4 separate regions of the Mus musculus genome follow, and all the other regions are linked to region 1. Evidence: chromatin loops called from intact Hi-C (ENCODE). Cell type or tissue: left cerebral cortex. All regions are shown on one strand. Links, peaks and the distances in the headings refer to the core of each region. The heading gives the core; the rest is flanking DNA.

Region 1 (7,903 bases), core at 1,518-6,517:
TTGGGACTTAATTTTATTTCTCTTCATTTGTCTCTTTGACTTCCCTGAAACAAAATACATCCAAACATATATGCACCTGTGCATGAATGTGCGTTCTTGAAACTGAAGACAAAACAAAAAGAGGGTGGCTGTGAGTTTAAACCTTGACATCAGCTGATACAAGAGCTGATACAAGGCAAAATGAGTCTTGCAAAACAGCCCATGAAAATCTATTCTACCCACTGGGTGAGTGACTTGGTTTGAGCCCCTTAAAACCCAATCTTAACTCTAATGTACCATACCAACTTCAAAGGGTTATCATTAAGCCATCATGACAATATAGACAAGATCAGTTCATAAAGACACCTCAATCCTAATCGCCCTGGTCATAAAATTTCATTCAAAATTGTTTCAACTCTCTGAATATCCCTGTACAAGGCCAAGAATGCAAGACTCCAAACCAATGGAAGCCATGTGGTTATTCACTGTAATACCAGCAAGAGAGTGGAACTTGGTTAAGTTCAAGATTGAAGAGCAATGCCCCAGGAACAGTAAAATACAAGGTGAGCCCTTATTCTCGAAGTGCGAGAGAAACCACTGCTGACAGTCTTCTCAGCACGAACTGGATGGTGTGCCTCACCTGGCTTGAAGGAGGTGCGAGTTCATCCAGTTCATAGGAAGGGGAGGAAGGGGAAAGCAAGGAGAAATTGGACACTTTATGATCTGTGAGCCTCCTCAGGCGTGAGCTTCTTCTATAAGTCAACAGGCTCACACAGCACTGGGTGCCACCATTTACAATCAGCCACAACGGTGGTGAGGAGAAAGTGGTAAGAGCTACATCCGAGGAGGCAGTCAGACGAGCAGCACCCTGGAGGGCAATGTCCCAGCTGTGGTACAGGTGCTAAGTGTGCACGTGCCTCGCCTGCAGGAGGACGGCCATGGCATCCCAATAGCAAGAAGAGCTGCTTGGATTTTATTCATAGAGGGGATCTGAGCAGCATGGGGAAACAGACTGCTAGATTTCGACAGTCACAGTACCAAGGATTCTGTCCATCTTTCTATCAACGCAGCATACCACATACACTCGGGTGCGTGTGCTGACCCATGTTTAAATCCCTGGGGTGAGTCTCACTTGACCCACCGAAGAGTCTTCGGGGTGCTGTTGAATCGGGTCCCCGACCTTTCAAGGAGGAACTAACAAAGTCGTTTATTAACATAAACCTCCCTCTTGGAACAGCTTTTTGCCACGTTCTGTATGTTTTGAAATATGTTTTTTCTCAAATGTTTTAATTTCCTTTTCTTTTTTTCTTGCATTATTGATCTGTGAGCCTGTTATATAAGAGCATGTTGCTAGTTTCCAAATGTGTGTAGTTTCCAGAGTTCGCAATAGCTGATTTCTAGGTTTTACTTGACTGTGAGAGATGCTTGCAGTGGCTCCCTGAATTCTTAAACTCGTGAGATGTCCTGTGTATCCTAAAATAGGTCTATTCCAGACAGTGCTCCATCTCCAGTGGAGAAGAATGTGCATTTCCAGCTCCTGGGGAAAATACGTGGATGTGTCTCATAGGTCTCTTTGGTACAGAATGGAACTGGAACTCAGTCAGCACTGTGGGTAGCTGAATCTGGGGTTCACAATTCAGGACACACCCTTCTGAATGTAAAGTAAACACCTTCTCAATTTCCCACCCTACTGCCTGTCACGGGGGTAACTCTATAGCTTTAATCCAGACATCGATTCTGGAGTCTGCACCTAAATCCCACTCCCTGTAAGTTATAGACTAAATGATGTCATCCCCCAAACCCATACATTAAAGTACTCCATATACCAGTACTTCCAAATGTGTGCACACTTGCAAGATAGGGTGTCAAGGGGTTAAGTCCAAATGAGGTCATGAGAGTGGGGGGTCTCTCCCCATAAAGCTGCCATTCATATAAGAAGAGCAGATTAGTATGTAGGCAGGGGCTGGAGGCAGCACCATGATGACACAGCTCTCAGGGCTGAGAGAAAGAACCTCCTGAAGTGTGGGGAGACAGAATGTGGCGTGATCCTGAGGGTCACCCAGCAGACTAACGCAGAGCCCCTCCCGTGGCTCTGGAGTCCTTAGTTCCCAGGGAAAGCCTTCTAGGGTAGCTCTGGAGTTTTGTTCCCTGCCATGAGCATTCAATAACACTCCACCCTCTGAGCTAGACTGCACTAGAGCAGTGAAATTCTGCAGAGCTCCAGCTATTCTCCAACTTATCTACCAGGCTGGCTCACGGGAGAGACAGTGCCTGCCTGTGTGGGCACCCCACTGTCTGTGAAAGTTCTGCATAATTACTGCTATTAACAAAGATTTGCCTTATTAGAGGGGTTCAGCAAGCTCTGCCCTCCTTGGGGAGACCAAGCCAATCATTTTATCTCAATGAGTCCTAGGCTTTGGGTTGTTTTTTGGTTGGTTGGTTTGGTTCGGTTTGGCTTTGCTGGAAAAGAAAAAAAAAGTCCTGAATTTTAGGGGCAAAAAATGCTACCATTTTTTTCCCAAAAATATACCTTTTTTTAAAGTAGTAACTACTATTATCCTCCTACAGAAACAGTAAGGTCTTGATCCCAGAACAGTGCTTTCAGCTGGATGTATTTAGCTATATAAACCATCGTCACCATAATATTAGGCAGGCATCTGTATTTATCTTGTCTTCCTACAGACCAGGAAAAGTACCCAGCTCCAACTGGGACTCAGGCCTCCACACAGCACTGGAGGGCCAAGAGGAAAGGAACTTTGTATAACTTACCTTTCAAAGGATGCCAGAACTTCATATGTATCGGGCAAGTACGCAACCATGAGCTATAGACTCACTCCCAGGCTGACACGCAAAATCAAAAAATATAGGAGGCTATCTCTGCTTTCCAAGAATTTCTATAATCCCACAACACCATATTGTAAGTGTAGTAAAACAGCAACATAAGAAAGTGCTTGCAAAATAATACATATCACATAAAATAGAAATATTCAGTATTACAGTTTCAGTATATTTATCTCACACATGGGTGTGGGCTGGTGAAAGAAAATCACAAGAAATCCAATGATTTTATGAGCTGGTGGTTTAACTATGTCCCCCAGGAAGCCCCCAAACTCCCTAGCTCAAAAGAATCTGCTGACGTAGACTCCCGAGGAACTGGGAATACAGTGCTATATCACCGTCATTCAGTTGAGAAAACAAAGAATTTTTATAGTTGTGGTTAAACAACTAACTGAATGCTCCTTTCACTTACAGTTTCTATCTTCATTGTATTTTGGGGGGGTTGTTATGTTTCTATATGCATTGATGTTCTGCCTGCATGTCTGTGCAAGGATGCCAGACCCTCTGGAACTTGAGTTACAGACAGTTGTGAGCCACCGCTGGGAATCGAACTCAGGTCCCCTGGAAGAGAGGCTAGTGCTCTTAACCACTGAGCCATCTCTCCAACCCCATAAGTGGATTCTTGTTATCTTTTTTTCCTGTGATTTTTTCCCCCCATGTTAGCCATTAATGCAACTGTGTCCACTAGGGGGCAGTAGCAAACAACACAAGAATGGAAAGGAGCAAGGTACTCACCCGCACCTGCGCACAGGACCTGTAACGGAAAAGAAAAGGGAAGTCAGCAGATCCATTCAACCGTGAAAATGCAAATCAGAAGCAGAGCAGTTGGGGGTGGGTATCGAGTGCACGGGAGGCAGACGGCCATGGAGAGGGCGTCCTGGGGCTGTAAATACAGGGAAAGAGCAAGTCAACTATACAAAAGATTAACTGGGTTCACTGAGGCCATGGGGCTGCTGACTACATAAACCCAGTGTTTTTCACAGCTCCGCAAGCCAGTGCTCCCTCCTGCCCCTGGGAGGTGAACTGCCTTACAGAGAATACAAAAGGAAATGCAGGCCACAAGCTCTTCCCTTTAGCCATGTCCAGGGCCAGCCTACTGTTAAAGCCATGGCTGAAGTGCAGTCAATAGGTTTGTAATCTCTCACTATACAATAGTAACCTTCTTTAGTCTATCAGTAGAGGGCAATCAGTTTCTAATTATCTGGTATATAGCTTTGGGAAGGAGCAGAATGTGAGGCCTTACAGATTTAGTTGGCAATGTTAGTCTTTCGTTTGGGAGCCAGGGAGTCCCTTCGGCGGTTCTCACTATCATCCATACCATACATTATTTCCCCAAAGCCTAATGTAATTCAAGGTCGCAAATCCCATTGTCTCTTAAATACATGCTTTTGGTAATTGGAATTTCCAAAGTATGGTGACTGAGAAAAAGAAAATAACCAAAAGAAGGGAAAATGCCCCACAATTCCCTACTGCCCTCAGATTAAAAATCCACCCTTAAGTACCCAGCAGGCTCCTCTAGTCTTGGTGACACTCGTATTCTTGAAGCTGATTTCCCCTTAGGACATTTAAACATATATTCCCTCTTGCAAAATCAGTGCCCCAAAACTTATTTTCTAGGGCCTGCCCAAAAAGGCCACCCCTTCAGAAGTCTCTTCTATAACCAGCCAGGAAAACTAAACCACCCTCACTCCTTCACCACTGTTTCCTCCACAGGAGCAGAAACACTGTGCATACAGTAGGTGCTCAATAAGTGTCACAGAAAAGAACCAATTAGCTGAGATGGAACGGAATCCCCAAGGTCCCCCAAAACTTTCTACCATCTCCTCTCTCAAGCTTAACCTTTCTTAGCTCATCTGAGCCAGGCAATATGTCAACAACACAGTCTAGGATGGACCCAAGGGGAGGGGGAGAACACAAGAGGCCATGCCAGCACAAGGAAGCAAGTGTATTTTGCCCAGTTCAACTACAAAACCATCACTCTTTAGGATGGTGGCTTCTGGCACCTGCCCATAGTACCCGCCTTGGTATCAATACAGCGTTGCCCCTCCTGGAATCCATTCATCTAAGGACCACCTGAAACCATCCTGCCCTCTAGCTGTTTGCCAAAAATGAGGAAAAGAGACAAGTCTAAAAGTAACTCCAGTCAGAGAGCACTATCATAAATATCCCAGTAGGACGCACCCGCAAAGGCCAAGCACGCGTCTAAAGCGCCAATGCCGCAGCTAGCAGCCTCTTTCGTCATCCCAAGAAAGAGGACAGCAGCAGCCACGCCCTCAGAGTCAGGTAAACAGTACTGCCTGCAAAAGCAGAGTATCATCTGTTGGAGTTAAAAAGGAATCACAGCTCGGAGTCCCTGTGCTCAGCATGTTGACGTCAATTCATTCAGAGCACTGACTACCAGGCTCTGTTTAAAATGCTCCCAGACACAAACTCAGTCTTTCAAACGACTCATTAATAAAGAGGTGAATGGCAGGCCTGGATTTGAACCGTGGTACTCAGACTGCAGAGTCCCTGTGTATAACTACCAGCTCTGCCACCTTCTAAGTGGAGAAAATTACTAGTGATTAGTGAAGACTTAAAAGTTAATTATAAAAAATATATCAGCATGTTCCTTTCCCATTAATGATGATGATGATTTTTAAAAACATGGTAAGGGTTCCCCGTGCTCTGAGGCAGACTGGATAGACAAGGCAGGCTGGGTCTCTTTGGAGCTCATGGTGAAGCAATGGCCACTTCAAAGCACATGGTTATCTATCACCTCCTTGCCAACTTCCCTCTCCACCTCTGCGCTCTCGTCCTTGAGTCCTTGGACCTGACTTCCAAATAATGTCAGCCCTTTCCTTGGAAGCCACGGGAACTAAGACTTGGCCTAGCAAAATGGTATCAAGAGTCTGCAAAAGATAGTACAATGAGGTACACGGGGGGGGGGGGGGGGGGGGGGGGGGGATACCATGCTGCTATGGTGGATTTCATGGGGTCTGCCCGTGATGCCTGCAGCTTCACAACATGTTGAAGAGCACCAGGAAGAGGATGAGCAGAACTTGAACCTTGAGCTAAGTCAACCAATACCTCCAGACTCCTTGCCAGGAGAGAGCAACCCTGCTGACCACGCAGCTATCTGCTTTTGCACCTGTTAACGATAACAACTTATGCTAGTTCACAGGACAACGAGGGGTGACTTTCTCTTAACCTGAATCTGCACAGCAGCAATCCTGAAAGGCCAAGGACTCCTCTCCTGGGATCAGCCCAGGTGAACAGAAGGCACAGCCAGGACCTCAGCGTCTTTCACAAACCAGATAAAAAGATGGCTGTAAACAGCACCTGCAAGATACCTGGCTAGAAGGGCACTTCACACATACTTTTAAAAATGACATCAACAGAAAGTCCACCCTTCCAAACAGAAGGATGCGGTAAGCCTGATGCGGGATGACAGGAGACAGGTTCCCAGGCCCAAGAAGAGTACCCCAAGGTTACCGGCAGGAAAGGGAGTCTGGGGACAACTTCCCTGCTGACAGCTGGACATGGTGAGGAGCACAGCTCCTGCTGCTCCCGGAGGAGGAGCTGAGACTTCCCTCCCCCTGGAATCAGTCTCCGTGGCACAGGGAAAACAGTAAGCATTCCTCAGGATTCCTTCCGGGAGTCCAGGAGTCCTCAGCGTGCCCATGCCCAGATGGCTGTGGTGGCAACAAAAATGAGCATCTCCATCCACAGATAAGGTCTGTGCTGCTCGGGTTACACAGCCCAAGATCAGAGACTAGCTGTGTCCAGAGGAGAAAGCCCAGAGAGAGATGCTGCAGACCCGAGACAGGACCAGCGCTTTCCACTCCCCACTTCCCTCTGGGCATAATGAGGTATGCAGAGACAAGCTTGAGGTCTGACCCTTCTCTGAGTCCCCCCACCCCCAGCCTTTCCCTTGTAACCTAGCAGAGCTGTGATACAGAGGACTAGGGAGTTTGACCTGGGGCTTAGGGCTCGAGGGGAACCAGACATCTCGGCCTTTGCACCAGGGAGCTGTTGAAGGCGTTGCAGAAGTGCGATTCACATAGCCAAAAGGGAAAAATGTACCCAATAGCTATACATACCCAATAGCTCTACAAGAGGAAAATCACTAGATCAAAAAGAGGAACGGGGCACTGACTCCTGATACGTGAAAGAATCTCAAAAAGATGGCACTCCGGGAAAGAGGCCGGACACGTGACTGTTCATGTATATAAAATATCCAGAACAGAGACTCCACAGAAGTGAAACATAGGCCGGGGGCCACAGGGGCTGGGGAGAGACAAGGCCTGGTTACAAATGAAGTCTACGTAAACTGGGTTTCTTCATGGGATTCTAAGCGAGAAGAGCTGACAGAGGCGCAGGGTGGATGCACTAAATGCCGCTGAGACACACTTCCAAATGGTTCCTCTGACAATTAAATCTGGTCTTTGCCCAGCCCCTCCCCATCCTGCTCAAGGAGGGAAAGGAATCTTCTGAGGAGGAAAAGAAATGAGGAAGGAGAATAAGAGAAGGAACCCTGAGTTCTTCCTGCTCTACAACCAGGCCGCAGAGACCTCACTGGGAACACGGACCTAAACCTTTCGAAGTCTCCCCAGTCCACATGACAACACCACACACCAAAAGAGACCCTTTAAGTCCTCCTCTTCCCCTCTCTGGTGTGAGTTCCCCATTATCCCAGACTCCCTCAGGCTATAAGCTTTGGAACCCCTAAATGCACCCCTATACACACACCCTTCGTCCTGGATCTCCCATGGTTCTGATCCCCCCACTTCCGTGCTGTGTTCTGTCCTTATAATCTGAGGTCTGAACAGCAGAGGCAGCTGCACCCTGGGCCAGCAAGGCTTGTGGCATTTCAAAACCTCCCAAGACATTATCCATACACATAGAACTAACAAGAGCCAGAACAGGTAGTTATCTGCGGACGTTCGTTTCTGTTCTGTCAGATTATGGCTAAGATTCTATACAGAACCCTGTATTTGGAATTTGGAATACAAAGCAGAACAACGCCTAAAGCAGGGCCTTCCATGAACACTGAAGGTGAATGAGGCCAGATCCTGTCTCCTCATCCATTCACCGGGATGACATA
Region 2 (7,903 bases), core at 940-5,939, 270 kb after region 1:
ATGCACTTGCCTCTGACTCTGGATGTAGTACATTTTTATTTAAAAAAAAAAAAAAAAGAATTCCACTACATACTTACCATATTTTACTGCCACTCTTCCCAAGAAATAAATCCGAAACTTGCTAACAATTTCAAAATAGTTAATATCCTTTTCATCTATTATTTTTCTATATTAGGAGCACAACTCTCAGAATACCTTAATAATCCAGATTCTTCATCCATTAGTAAGAAAACAATCTAATTTATTTCAAGTTTGTGTATGTTCATTCATTCATCTAGTCAAGTTCTTGTATTTTAAGATATTTGCTGAATGTTTCTCATGTTTCAGAAAGTATGTTTGCTAGAAACAGTAAACAAATGAATTAAAAAAATCAAGTCAAGCCGGGCGTGGTGGTGCACGCCTTTAATCCCAGCACTTGGGAGGCAGAGGCAGGCAGAGTTCTGAGGCCAGCATGGTCTACAGAGTGAGTTCCAGGACAGCCAAGGCTACACAGAGAAACCCTGTCTCGAAAAAAAATAAATAAATCAAGTCACTATTCTTGTGGATTTTTCACTTAACAACCATTAGCAGGTGAACCCAAAATTGAGCTATTTACCCTGTAAGGTTATGAGAATCAGATACAAACCTGCATTTAAAGTTATTAGTCATTAATACATAGCAACACAGCAAATAACAAATATTAGATATTTTTAGTGTGCTTGGTTAGTGTGCAACCAACCTCTGTGTCTATAAAAAAAAATATTCTACCAGTTATTTCTTGCACTTAGAGAGGGAGCTGGGTGTCCATACCACTGTCAAGTACCAAGAGGGCTTGACAGTGAAGAGCAAGGATGCTCAGGAAGGTCTTGTCTGTACTGGGCCCTGGGGGAACGATTTTGTCATGTGATACAGTAGTTATTGCAACTAAAGGATGGACTTAAGATGAGAGGAATGGATGGGAAGTTGAATCAAAGGCCATCTTCAGAAAGGACAAAGGTCTAAGTATTGATGGAGGGGCCACGATTCTCTGTTCACATGACTCAAGTTACTTTTATTGACCTGAAAACATCTACTTATACAGATCAAAAATTTTGTAGGCTTCCTATTACACCTGCGGGAATACCATGATTCATGTAGATCTATGGTGAATGCCATAAGCCTCCCGGACTCAGTCTACTGAGTGTATTCTGTGCTACTACAAAATCTGTATCCATGCCCATTTAGCCCCTGCCATCCCAGGATCCATTTTTTTCTTTTTTAGCTTTCCAAGTAAGCTGCTGTATCTCTCCTGTGATGTCTGGCCTACAAAGAAGGAGCTCTTCAGTGATGCCGGGGTTTTGAAAATCTAGTGTATTTTGCAAAATTCTGATGACGGTATGGTTTCTCAACTCTCCCAGTGTACATAGGTTTTACTTATTTTTATTTTGTGTGTACATCTTTCAAATGCACATATGTATGTACACCATAAGCATAGTTGGTGCCAGAGGCCCGAACAGGGCTACAGATCTCCTGGCACAGGAGTTACAGTTGTGAATCACCATGTGGGTACTGGGAACTGAAGGTCCTCAGAGCAATCTCTCTAACCCCAGATATTTTTGTTTTGAGACTGGGTCTCACTATGTAGCCCTAACTCTAGTGGAACTCGGAGATCCACTTGCCTGGCCTATTATTCTTGCTCTTTTTTTTTTTTTTCTCCTCGAGACAGGGTTTCTCTGTATAGCCCTGGCTGTCCTGGAATTCACTTTGTAGACCAGGCTGTCCTGGAACTCAGAAATCCGCCTGCCTCTGCCTCCCAAGTGCTGGGAATAAAGGCATGTGCCACCACTGCCTGGCTTGTTGTTTGTTTTTTGAGACAGGGTTTCTTTTTTGTTTTTTGTTTTTTTGGTTTTTCGAGACAGGGTTTCTCTGTGTAGCCCTGACTGTCCTAGAACTCACTCTATAGACCAGGTTGGCCTCGAACTCAGAAATCCTCCTGCCTCTTATACTCCCTCTTTAACATCCATTCTCATACATCTTCCCCAGATTTCTCCTTGTATTATTATTATTTTATTAATTTATTGTTATTATTGTTATCTTTGAGACAAGATCTCACTTTGTAAGCTCTGGTAATATGCATACCTGGCTAGACTCACTTGAAATCTTCCTACCTCTGTCTCCACTGAAATTATAGACATGAACCATGACAACTACTTCCAGTGTTATTAGAACACTTCAGTAGCTCTCCAGGAGTACAGTGCACCATCTTTAGGCATTATTTCTCATCTTCTGGCCTGCTGTCATTAGTCTAGAAGCAATCAGGGATGGGTGGAAGGAGTGGGTCCTGGAGAAAATCAGCATTATCTTGCGTGGTAACTATCTCTGGGGAGAACATTAATGACTCAGGATGTCACCTGACTCTAGGAATGGGGAACAAGGAAGACTCAAAATGTAAAGAGCTCAGCCTCAAGGTGGAGGAGTTGGAGGTAGGGCAAAAAAGTAGTGTTTACAGAAGTAGGATGAGGTAAGGCTTCGGTATCCCATATGAACAGTTTGACTGTTTCCAAGGTCCAGTCATTTTCCCTACTAATCACGTCGTATTTCGTTTTAAAGAGCCTACTGGGGCTGGAGAAATGGCTCAGCGGTTAAGAGCACTGACTGCTCTTCCAAAGGTCCTGAGTTCAAATCCGAGCAACTACATGGTGGCTCACAACCATCTGTAATGAGATCTGATACCCTCTTGTGTATCACAGCTACAGTTTACTTACATTTAATAAATAAATAAACCTTTGGGTTGGGGCGAGCGGGGCTGGAGCAAGAAAGTGGGGAGAGAGCCTACCGTAAACCCATCACTTGGGAAGCAGAGGCAGGCGGATTTCTGAGTTCCAGGCCAGCCTGGTCTACAAAGTGAGTTCCAGGACAACCAGGGCTACACAGAGAAACCCTGTCTCGAAAATCAAAAACAAAACCAAAACAAAACAGAAAAAGCCTACCGATGTATAAACACCCAGCATCATCATTGTTTAATACTATACCCCAAAGAAGCTACAATAACCAAGAGAACTTGCAGAAGGGTGCAATGTATCTTTATCTTCCTCAAAGACAAACAGCAATAAGCAGCTGAAAATAGCTACAAGATGGCGGACAAAGCCCTAAAGAAAAGACTTGGCTAACAGCGCATGGTGCAACCCCAGTCTAAGGAAGTCGCACACACCGCGGGCCCTTCCGCACTATTGGCGCGAAGTCCTGTCTTTTCCCTTTGCTATTGGCTACCGAGTCCGTCTCAAGTCAAAACAGCCAATCGCCTTTTCCCTGAACAAAGCCCACCCACCATGGATGGAGCGGAACGTGCGTAAAAGCACCGGGGCGCAGGCCGCATGCGCAAGTGCACCGCGCCGGTTAAAAGCGGATCTCCTCGGGAGGCGGTGCCACGGTTCATGAATATTGATTACGCACCGGGGCGCTGTGCGCCCGCCCCACTAATCTGCCGTCGTTCGCTGCTCGCGCTCCGGCTCATGATGGGGAAGAAGTCCCGGGCGGTACCCGGCCGCAGGCCTATCCTGCAGCTCTCTCCACCGGGTCCTCGGAGCAGCACCCCGGGCCGGGATCCCGACCCCGATCCGGATCCCGAGGCAGATTCGACTGCGGCGGCGACAAGCCAGTCAGCGCCGGCAGCAGCGACGGCGGCGGCCGCGACGTCGCCCGCGGTGCCTGCCTCCGCTGCCCCAGAGGACTCGCCTTCAGAAGGTAAGGGCGCGCGAGAGGAGCCCTGCTTTTATTTGGGACGTCTGAAACTCGAGCACGGGGCTTGCGGCCTAGGTTCCCGGGTGTCTCTTCGGACCCGGTGAAGAAGAGAAACCCTGGCGGGCGAGGTACACCTCGGCTGCCAGCGATCTGGGGCCCGCGGGACGGCGGTCGGGGACTCTGGGAGGCGGAAGGCCGGGCCCGGACTCATCTGAGGCGCCTTTGCGGTGCAGGGGTTTCTCCCCGGAACCTGTGCCGTCCACCGAGGCTTGGGACCCCAAATGTCTCCTAGATGACTCCCTTCGATCTTAATAACGCAGAAGGTGGAGGGCAATTTCCACGTGCGAGCCTTGAGGCGGTTGAACCTGGCCTTCTCTACTTGTCACGCTTGGTTTCGTTTTTGTTGAAATGGAGACACCACTCTTTAGAAGTGAACAAACCCATATTTTTTTCTTATGCTAGACAAAGCATCGGTAACCCCAGACTTAAGGGAAAGTGACAAAACCTGTGTGTGGGCTTTTCTGGAATTGTGTTTGGGTTTAGGGTAACAATTGCATGGAGTAGATGCCGGAGAAGCTATACTGTATCAAACATTAAGAATCAGATTAATAGGATGTACATAACGTGTGGAAACGTGCAGAAGTATTTATGCATGTTAATTGTTAAGTATTGCAGGTGCCATTTTCATAGTGTTCACGTTCTTACTGTCGCTACCACTAAATGAATGGAAGGGTAGATCAGCTTGTTTTTTGTCTTCTTAGTTTGCATCAGTGATACACGCTGGTTTTATAAGTTGATTCAGGCTGAAGGTCAAGCTTTGGACCCTGGCCCACTGACTGACTGCAGCTTCCTTTTGTGCATTCCAAATACAGATGAACAAGAAGTGGTGGTGGAGGTCCCCAACGTTGTTCAGAACCCTCCAACACCAGTCATGACCACCAGACCGACAGCCGTCAAGGCAACAGGTAGAGATTTTTGTTGTTGTTTTTGCCTTTCCCTTAAAATATCTTTTATTAAGTTGAAAGATAAAAGTGTGCAGCTGGGTTGTTGGATGGTTAAATGTTGCTAATTTATTATTTCTCATAAAAAGTCGTTGAAGCTTTTCTAGGATTGGGGTTGCATATCAGTGGTGAGATGCAAAACTCTGGGTTCCACTCTTGGCTTACAAAAATGGATTAACAAAAAATAAATAAATCTTTCCTGAGGGCTTGCTGTGTATAAACTTTTAAGTAACATGAAAGTTTATTTATGGCTGCAGACACACATTCGTGCTTCTAAGGCTGGGCCACATAACTTGTTTATCTATTTTTTGAGAGTGTCTCAAGTGAACCCAAACTTTTTTTGGGGGGGGGGGGCAGTTCGAGACAGGGTTTCTGTGTATATCCCTGACTGTCCTGGAACTTTGTAGACCAGGCCGGCCTTGAACTCAGAAATTCGCTTGCCTCTGCCTCCCAAGTGCTGGGATTAAAGGCGTGGGCCACCACGCCCGGTGTGAACCCGAACTTTTAACTGTTCAGGTAGATGGACTGCACAGACACCTCTTCTCCTCCAGTCCACTTGTCTTGACCACTCCACTTCACCCCCAGCGCTGGTTACAGATGAGTGTGCTTCATACTCTGCCAAAACATGGCTATGAGGGCTCCGAATGCAAGTCCTTAAGCATTTTACAAAGGGAGTCATCTCCCTGCCGGCTTTTTGGTCCTTTTGTGTTTTGTTTGTTTGTTTGTTTGTTTGTTTGTTGTTTTTTCAAAAGGAGCTCTGGCAAAGTTTTATTAAAGGAAAACTTTCTTGTTTACTTCTCACCAGTCTGTTCTGGCATGCTTCTAATAATATCAGAATCACCTGGGTCAATGATAGCCAGTGTGCATACTCTGTAGTATTTTCCCCGCGCTATGCCCAGTTCAATATTATTGCCACTGTAGTGATGGACCCCAGTTTTAGCCAACATGGCATAGTACTCTATTTCAGATTTCCTCAAAGCTGGACAGTTGTTGGCAAGGATAACCAACTTGGCTTTGCCTTGTTTGATCATCTTCAGAGTCTGTCTGTAGCCCAGCACATACTTCCCACTTTTCATAACAAGTTGGAGCCTAGAGTTGATCGACTCCAGAGACTTTTTCATCTTCTTTGCAGCCACCATCTTCCTGCCTTACGTGCGGGACAACCCCCAACCAACACCAGCCGCCAAGATGGCGGGGGGGGGGGGGGGGCGGGAGGGCGAGAAAGGCTGTTTGTTTGTTTTTGAGATTTATTTATTTATGCATACAGTGTTCTGCCTGCATGTGTCCTGCAGAAGAGGGCACCAGATCTCATTACTGATGGTTGTGAGCTACCATGTGGTTGCTGAATTTGAACTCAGGACCTCCGGAATTGTTCTTTTCCTCCAGTGACTCATGGTCCAGGCTGGCCTAGAACCTTTTATTTAGCTGAGGTTGGCCTTTAACTATTAATAACTCCTGCCTTTGCTGCCCAAGTCCTGTGACTGTGATTACAGGTGTGCTCCACTACATCCAGCTCATTTCCCACACTGCCTGGTTGGTACCAATCAAATAAACTGACCAATCCTCTTATGCACCCCTGACCCCATACAGTTACCCAGTCCACTCTGCTGAAGTGTTTGCAGCAGTGATTATTTTGGCAACCCTGAGTTCAAGTCACCACTCTGACTTTTACTCTGAGACTTCAAAACAATTATTGGGCTGAAACTTACTCATCTATAAATGCATCTACTATAGTCCTGAGTTGCTTGGGGATTAAATTTTATATATTTTAAATTTTACATATTAGAGAATTTTCACATTGGAAAAGCAAGAACTTTTTTCTGCATTTTATATATATTGAAGATTAAAGGTTTTAAAGACTGATTTTCTTTTGATATTTTCTGTTTTGGTTTTTTTTTTTAAAGATATTCTTCTGAATCACAATGTTGTGATTTTTAAGACTTATTCTGTATACAGTGTTCTGCCTCCATGCCAGAGGAGAGCACCAGACTCATTAAAGATAGTTATGAGTCATCATGTGGTTGCTGGGAATTGAACTCAGGGCCTCTGGACGAGCAGTCAGTGCTTTTAACACTGACTCCAGTCCCAATTATTTTTATTTGTAGATGTGTGTTTGTCTGAGTGTGTTCTGTGTGTGGAAGCCTGAGGAGGCCAAAAGAGGACGTTAGATCCCATGAAGCTGGAGATGCAGGTGGCTGAGCTCCCCAAAATTATAGTAATTTTACTCCTAAAGTATTTGTTTTGAGACTTTTCCCTTTGGTAACCCTATCTGGCCTCAAGCAGAGTTCTGCCTGTCTTTGCCTCCCAAGCGCTAGGATTAACAGCCACGATGTCCAGTCCAGTTATATTTGTCTTCATGCACTTTAGCTCATGGAACTTTCTGTTTGAGGAATAATCATTACTTGCTTTGTTTTTACTTAGGAAATGTGTTTCACCTGTTTGATTGGCTTAGGTGTGTGGGATGTTTTAATTTTTGAGATGGGGCTACCATTCATAGTTCAGACTGTCCTAGAAGTCACTAGTAGTCCTTCCTTGACCACACAGTAGAACCCTGCGTTAGCCTTCTAAGTGCTTAAAATGCAGACATGTATAATACCCAGATTGAATAAATATTTAATCACCAAATTCTGTTATTTTGAGAGGATGAGGTTCAGTGATCCATGGTTTTGGGGGAAGATATCAAGTATATGTAGAGTAATCTTATTGCTTTGAAGGATTTGGTGGGGATAGAAACAGTATCTTGGGGTTTATTACTGTGGAGGCATCGTGACCAAGGCAGCTCTTATAAAGGAAAACATTTAATTGGGGCTGGCTTACAGGTTCAGAGGTTCCTTAACAGAGGCAGGAAACATGGCAGCACAGAAGCACACATAGTGCTGGAGGAAGAGCTAAGAAAGAGTTGTACTTCTTGATGCAAAGAAGCCAGGAGGAGACATGGATCTTTCACAGGCAGCTAGGAAGAGGCTTTGGATCACACTGGCCAGATTGGAGCATATCTGTGAGGCCTCAAAGCCGTTCCTCCACAGTGACACACTTCCTCTAACAAGGCCACACCTATTAATGGCACTTCCCATGGGCCAGGCATATTCAAACTGCCACAAACAGAATCACATTGTGTAGTTCTGGTTTGCCTGGAACTTGCTATGTAGTCGACTTTGACTCGAGTGCTAGGATCAAAGACTAGTGCCACCAGACCTGACTCC
Region 3 (7,903 bases), core at 1,881-6,880, 150 kb after region 1:
AAGCAGAATCCAAACCAAATTTCATATCTCTACCATCATACAAGAGTGCCAGAGGTCGCAGAGCCTGGACCAACTTTTACTTCCAACATGGCTGCTGAAATACTTATTTTAGGGACTAGCAGATGGGCAGATACATATTTTAGGGACTTGAGAGGCAGTACTCACTGTTCTTTCAGAGGACCCAAATCCAGAGCGCCCATGTTGAGCAACTCGAAACTGCCTGCAACTGTAATTCAAGAGTATCCAATACCCTCTTCTGGCCTCCAAGGGCAGATGTGTGCAATACACTCAACATATGCTTAAAAACGAAAACATTTTTTAAGATGTATATTTTAAAAGGTGATTCTGGCTGTTTTGTGGAGCATGAGTTATGGGAAGTCCAAGAAAAGAAGCAAGGGGAGCAGTGTACAGAGTCTTGAAGGGGCCAGAACTGGGGTGGGGTATAGACAGAAGTGTAGGGGACAGAGCTGGGGTGGGGTATAGACAGAAGTGTAGGGGACAGAGCCTGGGTGGGGTATAGACAGAAGTGTAGGGGACAGAGCTGGGGTGGGGTATAGACAGAAGTGTAGGGGACAGAGCTGGGGTGGGGTATAGACAGAAGTGTAGGGGACAGAGCTGGGGTGGGGTATAGACAGAAGTGTAGGGGACAGAGCTGGGGTGGGATATAGACAGAAGTGTAGGGGACAGAGCTGGGGTGGGGTATAGACAGAAGTGAAGGGGACAGAGCTGGGGTGGGGTATAGACAGAAGTGTAGGGGACAGAGCTGGGGTGGGGTATAGACAGAAGTGTAGGGGACAGAGCTGGGGTGGGGTATAGACAGAAGTGTAGGGGACAGAGCTGGGGTGGGGTATAGACAGAAGTGTAGGGGACAGAGCTGGGGTGGGGTATAGACAGAAGTGAAGGGGACAGAGCTGGGGTGGGGTATAGACAGAAGTGTAGGGGACAGAGCTGGGGTGGGGTATAGACAGAAGTGAAGGGGACAGAGCTGGGGTGGGGTATAGACAGAAGTGTAGGGGACAGAGCTGGGGTGGGGTATAGACAGAAGTGTAGGGGACAGAGCTGGGGTGGGGTATAGACAGAAGTGTAGGGGACAGAGCTGGGGTGGGGTATAGACAGAAGTGAAGGGGACAGAGCTGGGGTGGGGTATAGACAAAAGTATAGGGGCCAGAGCTGGGGTGGGGTATAGACAGAAGTGAAGGGGACAGAACTGGGGTAGGGTATAGACAGAAGTGTAGGGACAGAGCTGGGGTGGGGTATAGACAGAAGTGAAGGGGACAGAGCTGGGGTGGGGTATAGACAGAAGTGTAGGGGACAGAGCTGGGGTGGGGTATAGACAGAAGTGTAGGGGACAGAGCTGGGGTGGGGTATAGACAGAAGTGTAGGGGACAGAGCTGGGTGGGGTATAGACAGAAGTGTAGGGGACAGAGCTGGGGTGGGTATAGACAGAAGTGTAGGGGACAGAGCTGGGGTGGGGTATAGACAGAAGTGTAGGGACAAAGCTGGGGTGGGGTATAGACAGAAGTGTAGGGGCCAGAGCTGGGGTGGGGTATAGACAGAAGTGTAGGGGACAGAGCTGGGGTGGGATATAGACAGAAGTGTAGGGGACAGAGCTGGGGTGGGGTATAGACAGAAGTGTAGGGGACAGAGCTGGGGTGGGGTATAGACAGAAGTGTAGGGGACAGAGCTGGGGTGGGGTATAGACAGAAGTGAAGGGGACAGAGCTGGGGTGGGGTATAGACAGAAGTGAAGGGGACAGAGCTGGGGTGGGGTATAGACAGAAGTGTAGGGGACAGAGCTGGGGTGGGGTATAGACAGAAGTGTAGGGGACAGAGCTGGGGTGGGGTATAGACAGAAGTGTAGGGGACAGAGCTGGGGTGGGGTATAGACAGAAGTGAAGGGGACAGAGCTGGGGTGGGGTATAGACAGAAGTGTAGGGGACAGAGCTGGGGTGGGGTATAGACAGAAGTGTAGGGGACAGAGCTGGGGTGGGGTATAGACAGAAGTGTAGGGGACAGAGCTGGGGTGGGGTATAGACAGAAGTGTAGGGGACAGAGCTGGGGTGGGGTATAGACAGAAGTGAAGGGGCCAGAGCTGGGGTGGGGTATAGACAGAAGTGAAGGGGACAGAGCTGGGGTGGGGTATAGACAGAAGTGAAGGGGACAGAGCTGGGGTGGGGTATAGACAGAAGTGTAGGGGCCAGAGCTGGGGTGGGGTATAGACAGAAGTGTAGGGACAGAGCTGGGGTGGGGTATAGACAGAAGTGAAGGGGACAGAGCTGGGGTGGGGTATAGACAAAAGTATAGGGGCCAGAGCTGGGGTGGGGTATAGACAGAAGTGAAGGGGACAGAACTGGGGTAGGGTATAGACAGAAGTGTAGGGACAGAGCTGGGGTGGGGTATAGACAGAAGTGAAGGGGACAGAGCTGGGGTGGGGTATAGACAAAAGTATAGGGGCCAGAGCTGGGGTGGGGTATAGACAGAAGTGAAGGGGACAGAGCTGGAGTGGGGTATAGACAGAAGTGTAGGGGACAGAGCTGGGGTGGGGTATAGACAGAAGTGAAGGGGACAGAGCTGGGGTGCAGTCTAGGTACACAGAGTGGAAGGGATCCTCTGTGTTTCTGGTGGATGCTCTAACATAGAAACTAGCTTCTGGATTCAATAGGGGGGTCTAGGATAATTGCATGAAGAGAAATCAAGACTTCCATGTGCTCTTCTATGAGCTTTCCTGCCCTGTCTCCCTCTTCATTTTCTCTCCATATTAGCTTTCTCATTGTCTTAAATCTATCTTCTTACTTTGTTCTTTTTTTTTTTTTTTTTACATTTGATGTGTGTGTGTATGTGTGTGTGTGTGTGTGTGTGTGTGTGTGTGTGTGTGTGTGCATGCACACAGGCATGCACATGTATGCATGTACATGTGTGCATGCACCCGCGCACACAATGCCATAGTGTAAGCATGGAGGGAAAGTATAACTTGTGGGAGCTGACTCTCTCCCTCTATCATGTGTGTCCCAGGGATGGAACTCGGGGTTGTCAGGCTTGGCAGCAAGCAGCTTTTACCCCCTGAGCCATCTCCCTGGCCCAGCTTTCCAGATTTCATGGGCCTCTTAACTGCCTGGCTGCACCTTGCTCCCTCCTTCCTTCCTCCCAGAGTCCCAACAACCTTCCTTCCCCGGGCTTCTGGTTCCTTGCCAGCAAGCGTGTGCAGCAGGAGAGTCTCAGTTCCCTGGCACTCTGATGGCTGTGTTCTGCCTCCCCTTTATATGGTGAGTTCTTTCAGAGTAAACGCCCAGGCAGAACTGTGGCATGGAATGCCAAGTTAGCTGTAGGAAGAGCCAGGATTTCTTTTCTTTCTTTCTTTCTTTCTTTCTTTCTTTCTTTCTTTCTTTCTTTCTTTCTTCCTTCCTTCCTTCCTTCCTTCCTTCCTTTCTTTCTTTCCTTCTTTCTTTCTTTTTTTTGTTTGATTTTTGGTTTATTATGACACCCAACAAGGTCCTGAGTTACTGGATCTCAACTCAGAATTCAAAATGGGTGTAGGCAAATGATTAAAAGGGTCTTGCACTCAAAGCATTTAGTACGGGTTAGGAACCTAGGGAAACCTTGGAGAAACGCCAGCTATGCTCTCAAGGTCTAGAGGAGGAGGATGCTTGTTACTGTGGCTTTGAGCGACATGTTTCCTTCTCTGCATCTCAGTGGGCTCATTTGTAAAATGAGTTGTGGATACAGTTCAGTTGTGAGACTCTCAACCCCCCCCCCCCGCCCCCATCCTACTGGTCAACACCTCAGAATCCACATTAAGCACAGGAGCTGTGGCTTAGGCTTTGCAATGTTACAGCGCCCTCTATCGAGTGCTGGACCAGTGTTTGTTATAGCCTTAAATCATGTTTGTGAAAACAGTAACAACCCAGCACTGTGAGCTAGTTTGACAGAGCAAATGAGGAAAAAACAAATGATCAACGTGTCTTATTTTTATATTTAAAATTTGTGCCTATCCTATTCATTTGGGGACATTTTAAAGTTTGTGGGTTTTAATTTACTTTAACACAATTGCAGACTTAAAACTGAAAAAAAAAATGAGAATTACAGTAAGTTCTTCACCCAGACTCCCCAACTTGTAACAGTTACTGGTTGGTTTATCATGTTCCCTCTTTCCTCCCTCCCCACACCTTCCTTTTCTGCTACACACACTCCAAATACATTTGTTCTGAGTCATTCAAGAGTAAATTATATTATCTACTTTATTGATAGTGAGACCACATTATTATTCAATTGTGAAACTTTATCCAAATTTCTCAAATTTTCTCCATAATCCCTTTGCAGCAGAAGAAAACCTTATATTAAATCTGGTGTTTTTCTTTGTCTTTTGAGCTATTAGGTTGTTGTTGTTGCTGCTGCTGCTGCTGCTGCTGTTGCTACTACTGTTGTCCTATAGAAGTGAAATGAGGGATTTTGCAGATTGTTGCTCCGTTTCAGTTTATTGGATGTTTTCCTAATGACTATAATCAGGCTGTACATTTTTGGCAGTCATACCACAAAAGTTTAGTTGTTTTCGAATTAACAAAACAGCATGTGTTTACCCCCAAAAAAGTACACTAACGATATAGAAAATTATTATATGTGTGTGTTTATGTATGTAAATAAACATCTTGAGACGTTTTTAAGGCAGGCAATAGTCTCACTCCTAGGACTTTTTATTAAGGTAAAGTGTTGCTTGATTCTCAGGGGGAGAGCATATGTATACACTTATGTATATGTGCATTGGGTGTGTGTTCACCTGTGTCTGTCTGCGTGTGGAAGCCAGAGGCCAACACTGGATGTCTTCCTCTATTGTTCTTCTCCTTATTTTCTGAGACAGGGTCTCACTGAAGCTGGAGCTAACCAACTTAGCCAGAGTGGATGGCCAAGGAGCTCGGGGATTTGCCTGGCCTCATCTCCCCAGGTAAGAAATACACGTTTCACCAGGCAGTGGTGGCTCATGCCTGTAATCCCAGCACTTGGGAGGCAGAGGCAGGTGGATTTCTGAGTTCGAGGCCAGCCTGGTCTACAGAGTGAGTTCCAGGACAGCCAGGACTGCACAGAGAAACCCTGTCTTGAAAACCAAAAAAAAAAAAAAAAAAAAAAAAAAAAAAAAAAAAAAAATTACACCTTTCTGTCCAGCTTTTTAGGTGGATGCTGGATATCCAGACGGGTTCAAATGCTTGCATCCACTGAGCTAAGATGCATATGCAGTCCTCAGCCCCGTGCCATTCCGTAATAGAAGAGAAACGAAGCAGTGTGGGTTTCCCTGTCAATATTCATCTACTGAGGCTGCTCTTTGCTCTAGCCAGAAGCAGGGAGGCAGGAAAGGAGCCCTTGTGTTATTTGATTCTGATCTTCAATGGATCTAAATCACTGACTTCTAATTTGCGTTTCTTAAAAATAAAAATAAAAATAAAAATAAAAATAAAAATAAAAATAAAAATAAATGGATGTGTGTGTGCCAAGTGTGTGCCTAGTGCCCTCCAAGGTCAGAAGAGGACAGCAGGCCCCCTGGATCTGGAATTAAAGACAATTTGTGAGTGTTCGTGACTGGGAACTGAACCCAGGTCTACTAGATCAGCCGATGATCTTATCCTCTGTACCATCTCTCCAGCCCTCGCCGTGCCCTCCTCTAAAAAGAATCTTCCACAAGATACTGAGTGCCTTAAACTTTTAAGACAGACTTAATCAGAAGAGGGAGGATTTTCAGCAAGAGAAGCACATGCATAAAATCTCAGGGGCTATCTCTGGTAGGCTACAACTTTGTTCTGAGTGCTAAGAAGTGATGTGGAAAGAGTGGAATAGTGTTAAAGGAAAAGCCTGCCCAGGCCAACTGGAACCCAAGATTCTCAGCCCTTTGCATCTCTAGGAACTGGAACTGCAGGCTACCAGATAAGCCAGAGAGCAATACTCAGTCAAAAGTCAGAGAGCTATTAGACAATATATGCTAGGGAAAATTCCACAGTGTCTAGAAAAAGACTCAAACATTGAGGGGTAACCCTGTGGGAGATGGTTATTTTTTTCCCACATTTTAATTTTTACATTTACCTTTAGAGAACTAAAGGCATTTCTTGCATAAGTTCTTTCTTTTCCATATAGCCCAGGCTGGACTTAAATCTTAGGTAGTGGAGGCTGTCCTTGAATTTCAAATCCTTCTGCCACTACCTCCTAGCTATGTTATCATTCTTCCATAGGTCTCTCTCTCTCTCAGGAAGAGTGCTCTGAGTTTGAGGCCAGCCTCAGCTACAGAGTAAGATGCTATTTGGGTAGAAATGGGCTGATTTAGACAAGCTCTAAAGAATAAAGAACTTCTCTGGGAGGAACAACAATATGAACTAACCAGTGTACACACACACACACCAAGAGCTCGTGTCTAGCTGCATATGTAGCCGAAGATGGCCTAGTTGGCCATCATTGGGAAGAGAGGCCCCTTGGTCTTGCAAACTTTATATGCCCCAGTACAGGGGAACGTCAGGGCCAAGAAGTGGGAGTGGGTGGGTAGGGGAGCAGGGCAGGGGGAGAGTACAGGGAACTTTCGGGATAGCATTTGAAATGTAAATAAAGAAAATATCTAATAAAAAATTAAACATAAAAAAAAGTTAAGCTTGGGGCTAAAGAGATAGCTCAGTGGTTCAGAGCCTCTTGCAGGGGACCCAGGTTGGGTTCTCAGCACCCATGTGGTGGTTAACAACTATCTGCAACTCCAATTCTGGGGACTCTGACATCCTCTTCTGACCTCTGCTGTCACCAGACATGCAGGTGAATACATATATGAAGACAAAAGCCAGAGCAGTGCTGGAGAGCTCACTGTGGTGGTGTGGCTAAGCAAGAGCCTGCAAGCTGACCAGCTCAGCTCCCACCCAGGCTCAGATCCAGGACTCTGAGTTGGCCTACCCCAAAATCTATATCATCTGCGAATGGTTGGGACATGCGAAAAGGCCAGTCCTGCTGCAGGATCTCCATGACACCGGGCAACAACAGGATAACCGAGAGGAGTCCTGGTGAGGATTCAATATTGATGGAGTCACAGAAGCCAGAGACCTTGAACCAGACCAATGACTCATTGCAATGAACATGTGCAAGTGAAGATGTGTGGACAGAGGGGTAGACTGTGGGACACACTGTGACGTACTGCAGCTTCCCCAATGAGATGTTTTCTATGCTTTGTTTGCTTGTGTGTGTGTGTGTGTGTGTGTGTGTTTATTTTGGGGGAAGGTTGCAAAAGTAAAAGGCAGATATGAGGAGGTGGGGAGATGAGTAAGACTGGGGTGCATGGTGTGAAACTCACAAAGAATCCATAAAAGGTTAAAAAATAAAAAATTTTAAAAACAAATCTTTTAAATATGTATCTCTATTTACTGCACTTATTTTAAAACACTTTCCTTGAATTATAATTGTATAATTACATATCGCTAATCCACATAATCTGATTACTTTGAACATTAGTTATGCAAACACCATTTTACAAAATATTTTAAAAATGACTGACTTGGGGGGCTGAGCCATCCCTCTAGCCTCAGAGCTCAAAACATTAGACAATATAAGAATGGTATACACAGGGAAGTTGTTGATAACCATGACAGTTCCAGGCACAGGGCCAGTCACTTCTTTTTGCTCTCTGCCATCGTTCTTGTAACATCCCATGAGGTAGTACGTGGATTATCCCAAGTTTATGAATGGTAAAACTGAGGCTTGAAGAATTTTGCCCAAGGTTGCCATAGGAAGTGAATAAACACAGTTAATGGAGTCTAAGTCCATGCATCATGCTCCCTTACCTCTAATTAAAGGGACAGGACAGACAGACAGACAGACCCATAGCTTGTTACATTGGGTATTATCTATGCTGTCGTCCTCTCAGGCCTACCTTAGCCATTGAGGACACAGCAGTG
Region 4 (7,903 bases), core at 1,718-6,717, 100 kb after region 1:
ACCACTTCGAACAAATGCATCAGGCTTCAGGTTTTACTTGACAGCGGTCCTTCTATCTTATTTGATCCCCCCACCACCCAGCTAAGCAGGAAGTATTAGTTCCAGCTCCCAGATAAGGAAATGAAGAGTCACAGAGAGTGACTGGCTTGTTCTTGTAACTACTGAATGGCAGAGCAAGCCCACACCCAGGCTCTTCCACTTCAGTTTACCCACACAAGGCAGGTGTGCCTTTGTATACATACTCAGGCTTCAAAGAAACAGAAGTAGCCATGAGGGGCCTGAAGGTGTGACATAATTTGGGACACAAAGAATCCAAAATAATTCTCAGGCCTATCAAGGTTCGGGACCCTCAAGCCTATCTCTTGCCACAAAAGCCTGGCATCGATGCTCAGTTACACACTGAAAACCTCGACATCACCAGGACTTCTACAGCACAGAACAGGAAACTGGAGCAACAGAGCAACCTGGCTCTACTTGGGAATCATAAACTGAGAACATGCGCAGCAGCTACCACCAGAACTTCTGAAATGGCCAAATGAGACAGTTCATTAAAAGCCCTAACACAGTGCCCGACACACCTAATGCTACCTATTAATTATAATATTATCGGTGGCATGATGCTAAAAGGGAAATACACAGAAAATTGCATCTTATCCGCCACTCAAAATAATTCCCCTGGCCAAGAAGTGAATGAACTAAGAAGTAATTACTCGTGATGCACTGGCTAAAGCCAGGCCTACAGTCATCCAGAAACTCGGCCCCAGCCTCAAGCATTACTTTTAGGAGCTAAATAACCTCTTTGCTGACCAAAATTGCTCACTCTGGAGCCAGGATTCTCTCTGCTCAGGAAAGCTTGGGTATTCCTGGTCATCTTTGTCCTGGGGCTGAACTTGAAGTTAGCCCAAAGTCACAGACTAACCATAAACCAATTTGCTCTGTTTTCTTAAACTGTCTGCAAACAAAACAGAATGGTTGGGTTTTCCTTTGTTGTTCTGAAGCAAAACAAAAATAAAGTCACTCCTGTGAGAACTTAAAAAGCAGTTATAAGAGGAGCCAAAATATTTAGTGTGTGTACTCTGGTTGAAGCAGGAAAATAATCAGGCTTATAGATTAGCCACAAGACATAAAAATACAAAGTTATCACCCACCAAATGACACAAGACAAAGCAAAAAGGAACACTGTGAGACCAAGTGGCTACCAGTTGTTTTTGTTTTGTCGCTATCATCAGCATCTATTTTAATACAGACTGCTGTCAAGCTGATTAAGGAACCTAACAGGACTATATGTCTCAAGAGAGGAAGGAGAGATCACTTTGCCACACTGCCTAATACATACATAAACCAAAACTAGAGAGTACGAATGCACTCAGAAATGGACCAGTTAAGATAGCACACCCATGAAAGTCCTTGCACTAGGGTCATCTCTGACTGCCCGTCCTGTCTTGGAGAAAGGGAGTGAGATGCTAGTTTCAAAAATGGCTTTTCCGGGCCTACTAAGTACTGATGCTTCCGGCATCTCAGTTTCCAGCTTCCACGCCCTGTCCTCATCGGTGTCCAAACAGAGCTGGGTCTTTTCTGTGACCTTTTTTTCCCTTTCCTTTCTTTCCCTCCCCATTTCTGTTGCTTGTACTATAATAAATAAGAAAGCCTCTTCTGAAAAGAAAAATCAACATTAGGGAAGCCATCAAAGAAGTTCCCTCTTACTTTCTACACACACACACACACACAAATCAAAAATATTTCAAATCTAATTGACTTTTAAAAGATTTATTATTTTTCTTTTATTGATGTGTATGTGTGTCTAACTATGTGACTGTCTGTCACATTTGTATTGGTGCCTGTGGAGATCAAAAGAGAAGGTCAGAGCCCCTGGAGCTGGAGATAATTGTAAGCCTGCTCTAATTGACTCTTAAACTCAATTTGTAAGCAGTTTGGGGCATACAGTAACACAGCACTGTGCTCGAAGAGAAAACACAGCCAAAAAGCCTAGGCCCAGACTGGTAACTCAAGCTCTACTCTTGGCTTTTTTATAATCCTATCTTGCCAAATAACCTCTTCTCTCAAGTCCAATGTCCTCATCTAAGAGGTTTGAAGGGCTGGAGCTGTCTTCAACCACCAGAGCTAGCACCAAGCATGCTGGTGCTCAAATTCAATCCCAAAACTTGAGAGGCAGAGGCAGGCAGATCTCTGTGAGTTCAAGGGCAGCCTGGTTTATATAATGAGTTCTACCAGCCAGGGCTGGCAACATAAAAAAAAAAAAAAAAAAAAAACCCTGTCCAAAAAAAAAAAAAAAGGAGGGGAGCTTATTTTTAAAGGGGGGGGAGGCTGAGGATAAGGGTCTATGTGTTTTCAGTATAATATGTACATGTGTATGGATACACATGCCTGTGCTTGCACTGGGCAGAGGACACAGAATCGTATTCCTTTCAGACAGGGTCTCTTCCTGGGCAGCCAACAAGCCCCAGTGAGTCTCCACACCCCAGAGTATGCCCGTTCCAGGCACACACAACCACACTCCACATCTTACACTGGCCCTAGGGATTTGAACTCAGATCCTCATGTTTGTGTAGCAAGAACTCTTACTCAATGACCCATCCTATCTGCCCCTGACACAGTCTCTGAGTCACTTCAAAAGCGCAGGGCTTCTCTAAAACTGAGAATGTAACTTGGTGGTAGAGCGCATCCCCTACCCTGGGTTCCATCCCCAGCACCAGAGAGAGGGAGAGAGAGAGAGAGAGAGAAGGTGCCGATCCCCTGCAAGAGTCCATATCAAAATGAAACTGCTGAAAAGGATTGTTTTTGGAGATATTTCTTCATGAAACCTTTTATATTTCCTATTTTGTAACAAATACAAAAACAAGAATATGAAGACAGGACTCTCGAGTTTCTACAGAACAAACTAGAGGAAGGAAATAAGCAAACCCAAGGCAGGCGGAGGGTAGCAATGTGCTAAAGAAACACAAGGAAGGATTGGGCAAGAGATAAATTTACCCAAGATACTTTTTGCTGATTCAAAGCACAGCTTGCAACTTCTACTATTGTTGAAACAAAAGTCAGATACATACATATACATATGTATAATCAAATTAAACTAAAGAGAAATGTAGCTCAAATGTTTCTATAATATAAATTTTAGTTCAAGAGAATTTCAAGACCACACCATCCTGTACATGGAACACAAAAGCAAACAGATCTCAATGAGCTTGAAGCCACCCTAGTCTGCATAGCGAATTCTTGGAGAAGGGGAACTTCAAATAAGAAGCAGTTCTTTTTCTTTAACGTCAAAGACTGCTGTGCATGAATTTCCTACAGGGAAAGGATGAAGACAGCCCATCCACAATGTTCCCCAATAAATCCCCAATCCCATCTGAAAAGGCTTTATATGAAAAGTGGTGTACATATATAATATATATTTACAAAATTCTTTCACTCTTCAATGGAAGCCATTCAAACAATTCTACTATGAAATGGTGTGTCCCCTCCCCCATTCCTGCAGATGCTTTTTGCTAAAGATGGAATTGGGGAAAAGGGGCAAAATCAACTCTGGTTCTTCTTCAGACTCAGCTCTTACCCAGTCCAGTAAAGAATTATTTGCTGGGGACAACACCACGAGTCCTGTGCAAATCCTGCTTTAGAAACTATAAGTTACCCTTGCTGACAATTAGTTCAGGCCCAGACTCAGGCTCCCTTCTTCTGCCCGCCTGCTCTGCTGCCCCAGTGCCTATGTTTCCTCTAGAACAATTCATATTCTCATTCTCTCTCTCTCTCTCTCTCTCTCTCTCTCTCTCTCTCTCTCTCTCTCTCTCTCCCTCTCTCCCTCTCTCTCTCCCTCCCTCCCTCCCTCCCTCCCGTGTCTGTGTGTGTGCAAAGCTTTCTCTCAAAGTCAGTTTCCATCCCCAGCCTATGCTTCATTTGTGTCTCACTGTCTGTTTAGAGCTGGTACCTATAAAGCAAGTGAGACTTTCATTAGCAAAAAGCAAGACAAGAGCATCCTCCAGGCCACTTTCAGCTGCAGAGTTCAAGACCACAGCCAGTTCCCAGAAGGCTGTGAGGCAGAACTCGCTTGCTCAGCTCCCGCAGCACCAGCTGGGTGATTCCACTCTTTCACTTCTCTCCCTCAGTTCCCTATCTGCAAAATGGGAATGTCCCCCCAGCTGCCTTGCATCACATCCCCTGCCATGAAAATACCACTGAGAGAAAAGATCCAAAATTCGAGTCCCACCATTATCGGAAAAAAAAAAGTGAAGCAAGGAAAAAAAAAAAAGAAAGAAAAGAAAAGTCTGGAGGGGAGGGGTATAGCTAGCGCCCACAAAGCACGAATGCACACCCAGAAAAGCCAGCACTATCTCAGGAGCGATGATGAGAACAGAGCCAGCAGCCTCAAGGGACGCCTTTGAGCGGCCACCTTGGCAAGGCTGGGAACTTTCCCCCACAAAAAGCGCCCTCGGTTCTGAGTCCGGCGCTTCGCCCACCGCCCAGCGCCAGGGCCTGTCCCCAAGCACCCGGCCACCGCCACTGCCCTTCTGTCCAAGCCCTCGTGCCCCTCCAGGCCGGGTCGTAGGTCGGCCTCGGCTCAGCCAGGCCGTCCCTGCTCCGCATCCACAGCCCTCCGCAAACACGCCCCCTCCGGCCGCTTCGGGCGCGCAAGCAGGGCCCGCGCTGGCCAGACGTGACCAGCTCCGGGAAAGGCCGGGCCACCGCCGCCTGCAGCCCATGCGGGAGCTTCTATGGAAGAGTCAACGGGCACGGCGGGGGACACCCTGGGGACCCCGGAATCCTGCCCTTCCCCTGGCACCCGGGAGCCAGGGAAGGGGCTGAGTGGCGGGAGCAGGAGGCTGGCCAAGATCCCTGCCAGCCTCCTCCAGGAGGAAGGCTCCCAGGACCACGATCTCTCAGACCCTCGCCGGGTGTTCCTGGAACGGGTGACACCCGGGCAGGTGCAGGCGATGCCAATTCGGCCCGCGTCTTCCTACCACACGCCCAGGCCCACTCGAGAGCTTACCTGGCCCTGGCGTAGCAACAGCAGCAGCGGCAGCAGCGCCCAGCGGAGCCCGGGCGAGCGCGGGGGTGTCCGCGTCTCCCGCGCCGCGGGCTTCATGCCCTGCGCGCCCTGGAACGTGCCCGGGACGCGCCCCGCCGTGTGCCCGAAGCCGGGCGCCCTCGTCTCCGTCTCCAGCCGACGCCTCCGCCTCCTTCTCCGCCAGCCGGTCCGCCTAGTCCCCGCTCCGCCCGCCCCGGGCTTCCCCGGGGACATGGCAGCGGCGGCGGCGGCGGCCACACGGCGGAGCCTAGCGCGCCTGGCGCGGAGCGGCCGCGGCCTTAGACTCGCAGGGGCTTCGCGGGGCGGAGCGAGCGGCGCCCACCCTCCGCGCGTGGCTCCCAGCTCCCGGCTCCCGCGGCCCCGGCTGCTCCCTCTGCCTCCTCCGCGCGTCATGCGGCTCCGGCTGCAGGGAGCCGCGCCGAGCGCTCGGCCCCCTCTCTTCCCCTCCCCCTCTGAATATTCATCGCTTCCTCCCGCTCGGGCGGGCCGGCCGCTGCCGTGCTCCGCGGCCCCTCGCCGCCCTCTCGCCGCGGCCCCCGCCCCCAGCGAGCTGGCGGCGGGCGGGGAGTGGGCGGTGGCGAGCCCGGTGCACGCTCTGGCGTCTCCCCTCCCGCGGCCGGAGGAAGCGCCCCCTCCCTGTCCGCCTAGCCCTCCCACATTCCTGGGACTCGGGACCCGGGACGCTGCTCCACTGTTCCAGAGCCACGAGCTAGTATGGATGGGTCAGTAGGGACTCTTCAGCCTGGGACTCCCTCCCTGGCTCTGGCTTGAGCGTGCCTCTTGCCCAGGTCACAGTCGTGCTTGCTTCTAGACCGCAATCTGGTGAAGCCTGGCCCGTGGGTGGGCTTTGGGGGAGGGTGTGGGTGAACCCCCCGAAACTATTGGAAGCACACCATGTATTCTGTTCTCTCCCCAGACGCTGGGCCAGGAAGTCAGAGAGCCTGCACAGAAGCTGGTCCAGTGATTAGAGCCCCAGCTGTGGCATATGGCAAGCCCAGCTGTGCTATATACTAACTGTGTAATCCTGGTTGTGTGACTTGGAGAGAGATGCCTCACCTCTCTTGACCACTCTATGCTCCTGTGTAACAGGAAGATACTACGGGTACCTGTCTACCGAGACTTGCCTGGCGATTAAATGAGATCATGGGTAAAGTCCCAAAGAGGGTGGGACATAAGGTGAGCCCATCTGGCAGCTGTCATCACAAGTCCTGATCTGAAAGGAGTTACAAATTACCACGAATACTGCTACTGTGCCCAGGCTCACGAGAGGAAACCAAAGAGCTCTATCTACTGCACCTAGAAGTAATGACAGACAGTACCAAACCAAGGCATGCTAGGGAGGGAAAGACTGATTCTGACCAAAGGAAGAGGTGACACTTGAGCTGGGCTTTGATGGATGGTTGGGTTTCACCGGGCAGAGAGAGGGGAGCAGTGTGGCAGGAAGTGGGAGCAACTTGGCAAAAAAAAAAAAAAAAAAAAAAAAAAAAATCAGAAGGCAGATTCTTCAACCTTGACCTTCTGAGAAACAGAGAAACAGGAGCGTTCTATTTGGGAAGACCTGAGCAGCCAAGATAGTGAAGTGAATCTAGTCTGGACCCTATGAGAACTGGAATGTAGACCACCAGGTGTCCAGCCTGCTTCTAGGCATCCCTTGGGCCTCAGAGTCCCAGCTTCACGCAGAGAACAGAGGGGAAAGGGGCTGCACCTGTCCTCTGGTATTTTGCATTTGATTAAACACTATCTGGTTATCACAGCCCACAGGAGTTATGTTCCTCCCTGCCTCACTCTTCTTGAGGCAGAAACAGGTGTTTTTTAAAAGCACTCACACCAGCCAGGCATGGTAGCACACAGCTTTAGTCACAGCAATCAGGAGGCAGAAACAGGAGGAGGTAAATTCAAGTCCAGCCTGGTCTACAGAGTGATTTCCAGGACAGCTGGGGTAACATCATAAAGAGACTTCATCTCAAAAAAATTAAAAAATAAAAATAAACAAATAAATAAATAAAGCACCTTCCATGGTGCCCAGAGGAAAGGAGTTATAATGCTAATAGAACTGTACCTGCCCCTGATCCTCACAGACCTTGCACCATCCCAGTTGCCACAGATTCACATCTTGGTTCTGTCAACAGGGGTATGAACTCCTGCATGCCCTTTGATTTCCTACTGGGTAGAATGTATGCCCCCATTTAAGAGGTAGTGACCGTTTAAGAACTAACAGCCTTCTCTGAGAAGGGGTTAATACGTGCATAATAAACAAATCAAGATGAACTGATACTCTGTATGAGAAATGAACCCTGAACAGTGCTAGTTGGAAACTCCTTGTGGGCGGGACCTCATCTCCTCTGCCTACTCTGTGGCATCTTCACGATGCCTAGCATGTTCAGTACATTGTAGGAGCTGGGGCTCTTAAAATGTGTGGTTACCTGATGGGGAACATGGATTCTTTGCAAAGACAGACTAGGGAAGAATCATTCCCTAGGCAAAGGGATACCACAGTCTCTCTTTGCAGTTAGAATGGTGTTATATACTTGTCTTCTGTGAACCATAGCTGCCAATGCTTAATTCTATTTAACCACAGTTTTGAATTTATGGAGTTGTTTTGTTTTATAAAAAGGTCCCAGGTAGCCCAAGCTGACCCCTAACTTCAAATATACCTGAAGAATGACCTCAAACTTCTGATCCTCCTCTCTCTATGCTTAAGTGCCAGGACTGTAAACATGCATCACCACACCCCACTTATGCACTGCTGAGGACTGAGTCCACAGCTCCATGCATGCTAGGCAGGCACCCTAGCAGCTGAGCTAGATCCCCTCTGTCTATTTGACTGCCGTCCTCGTGGAGCTAAGTAAGCTGCCCAAAGAC

What was found. Peaks named below come from ENCODE experiments on the same cell type or tissue, not always from the same donor. Only the 100,000 strongest peaks of a DNase experiment are listed, where the experiment ranks them.
Region 2: it touches region 1 in a loop (2.4-fold over the local background); 2 of 42 quality-filtered maps call a loop at or near these places.
Region 3: it touches region 1 in a loop (7-fold over the local background); 23 of 42 quality-filtered maps call a loop at or near these places.
Region 4: it touches region 1 in a loop (5-fold over the local background); 17 of 42 quality-filtered maps call a loop at or near these places.

What each region holds. Positions count from the first base shown.
Region 1 is chr2:90,471,419-90,479,321 of GRCm38, forward strand. It overlaps Ptprj (protein tyrosine phosphatase, receptor type, J), which reads right to left. Exons shown (of 24, transcript NM_008982.6): 2 at 3,553-3,571. Among named protein-coding and RNA genes, the nearest start is that of Olfr1274, 75 kb to the left of the region's middle. In left cerebral cortex, for the core only: a CTCF peak has its summit at 3,501 (motif pointing right); DNase peaks (open chromatin) are centred at 2,162, 3,537 and 5,082; H3K4me3 peaks cover 304 bases; H3K27ac peaks cover 1,014 bases.
Region 2 is chr2:90,742,125-90,750,027 of GRCm38, forward strand. It overlaps Fnbp4 (formin binding protein 4), which reads left to right and starts at 3,434. Exons shown (of 17, transcript NM_018828.3): 1 at 3,434-3,702; 2 at 4,572-4,664. The coding sequence starts at 3,474. It also overlaps the pseudogene Rpl30-ps3. In left cerebral cortex, for the core only: CTCF peaks have their summits at 3,391 and 3,604; a DNase peak (open chromatin) is centred at 3,263; H3K4me3 peaks cover 2,285 bases; H3K27ac peaks cover 1,594 bases.
Region 3 is chr2:90,621,389-90,629,291 of GRCm38, forward strand. Gm39870 (a long non-coding RNA gene) reads left to right here and starts at 3,185. Exons shown (of 3, transcript XR_866517.1): 1 at 3,185-3,262; 2 at 4,852-4,935; 3 at 6,766-7,009. In left cerebral cortex, for the core only: a CTCF peak has its summit at 3,852; DNase peaks (open chromatin) are centred at 3,213 and 3,833.
Region 4 is chr2:90,575,154-90,583,056 of GRCm38, forward strand. Ptprj (protein tyrosine phosphatase, receptor type, J) reads right to left here and starts at 5,442. Exons shown (of 24, transcript NM_008982.6): 1 at 5,003-5,442. The coding sequence starts at 5,098. Gm46752 reads left to right here and starts at 5,602. Exons shown (of 3, transcript XR_001783391.2): 1 at 5,602-5,763; 2 at 5,958-6,217. In left cerebral cortex, for the core only: CTCF peaks have their summits at 4,647 and 5,280; DNase peaks (open chromatin) are centred at 2,965, 4,079, 4,402, 4,631 and 3 more places; H3K4me3 peaks cover 3,360 bases; H3K27ac peaks cover 2,859 bases.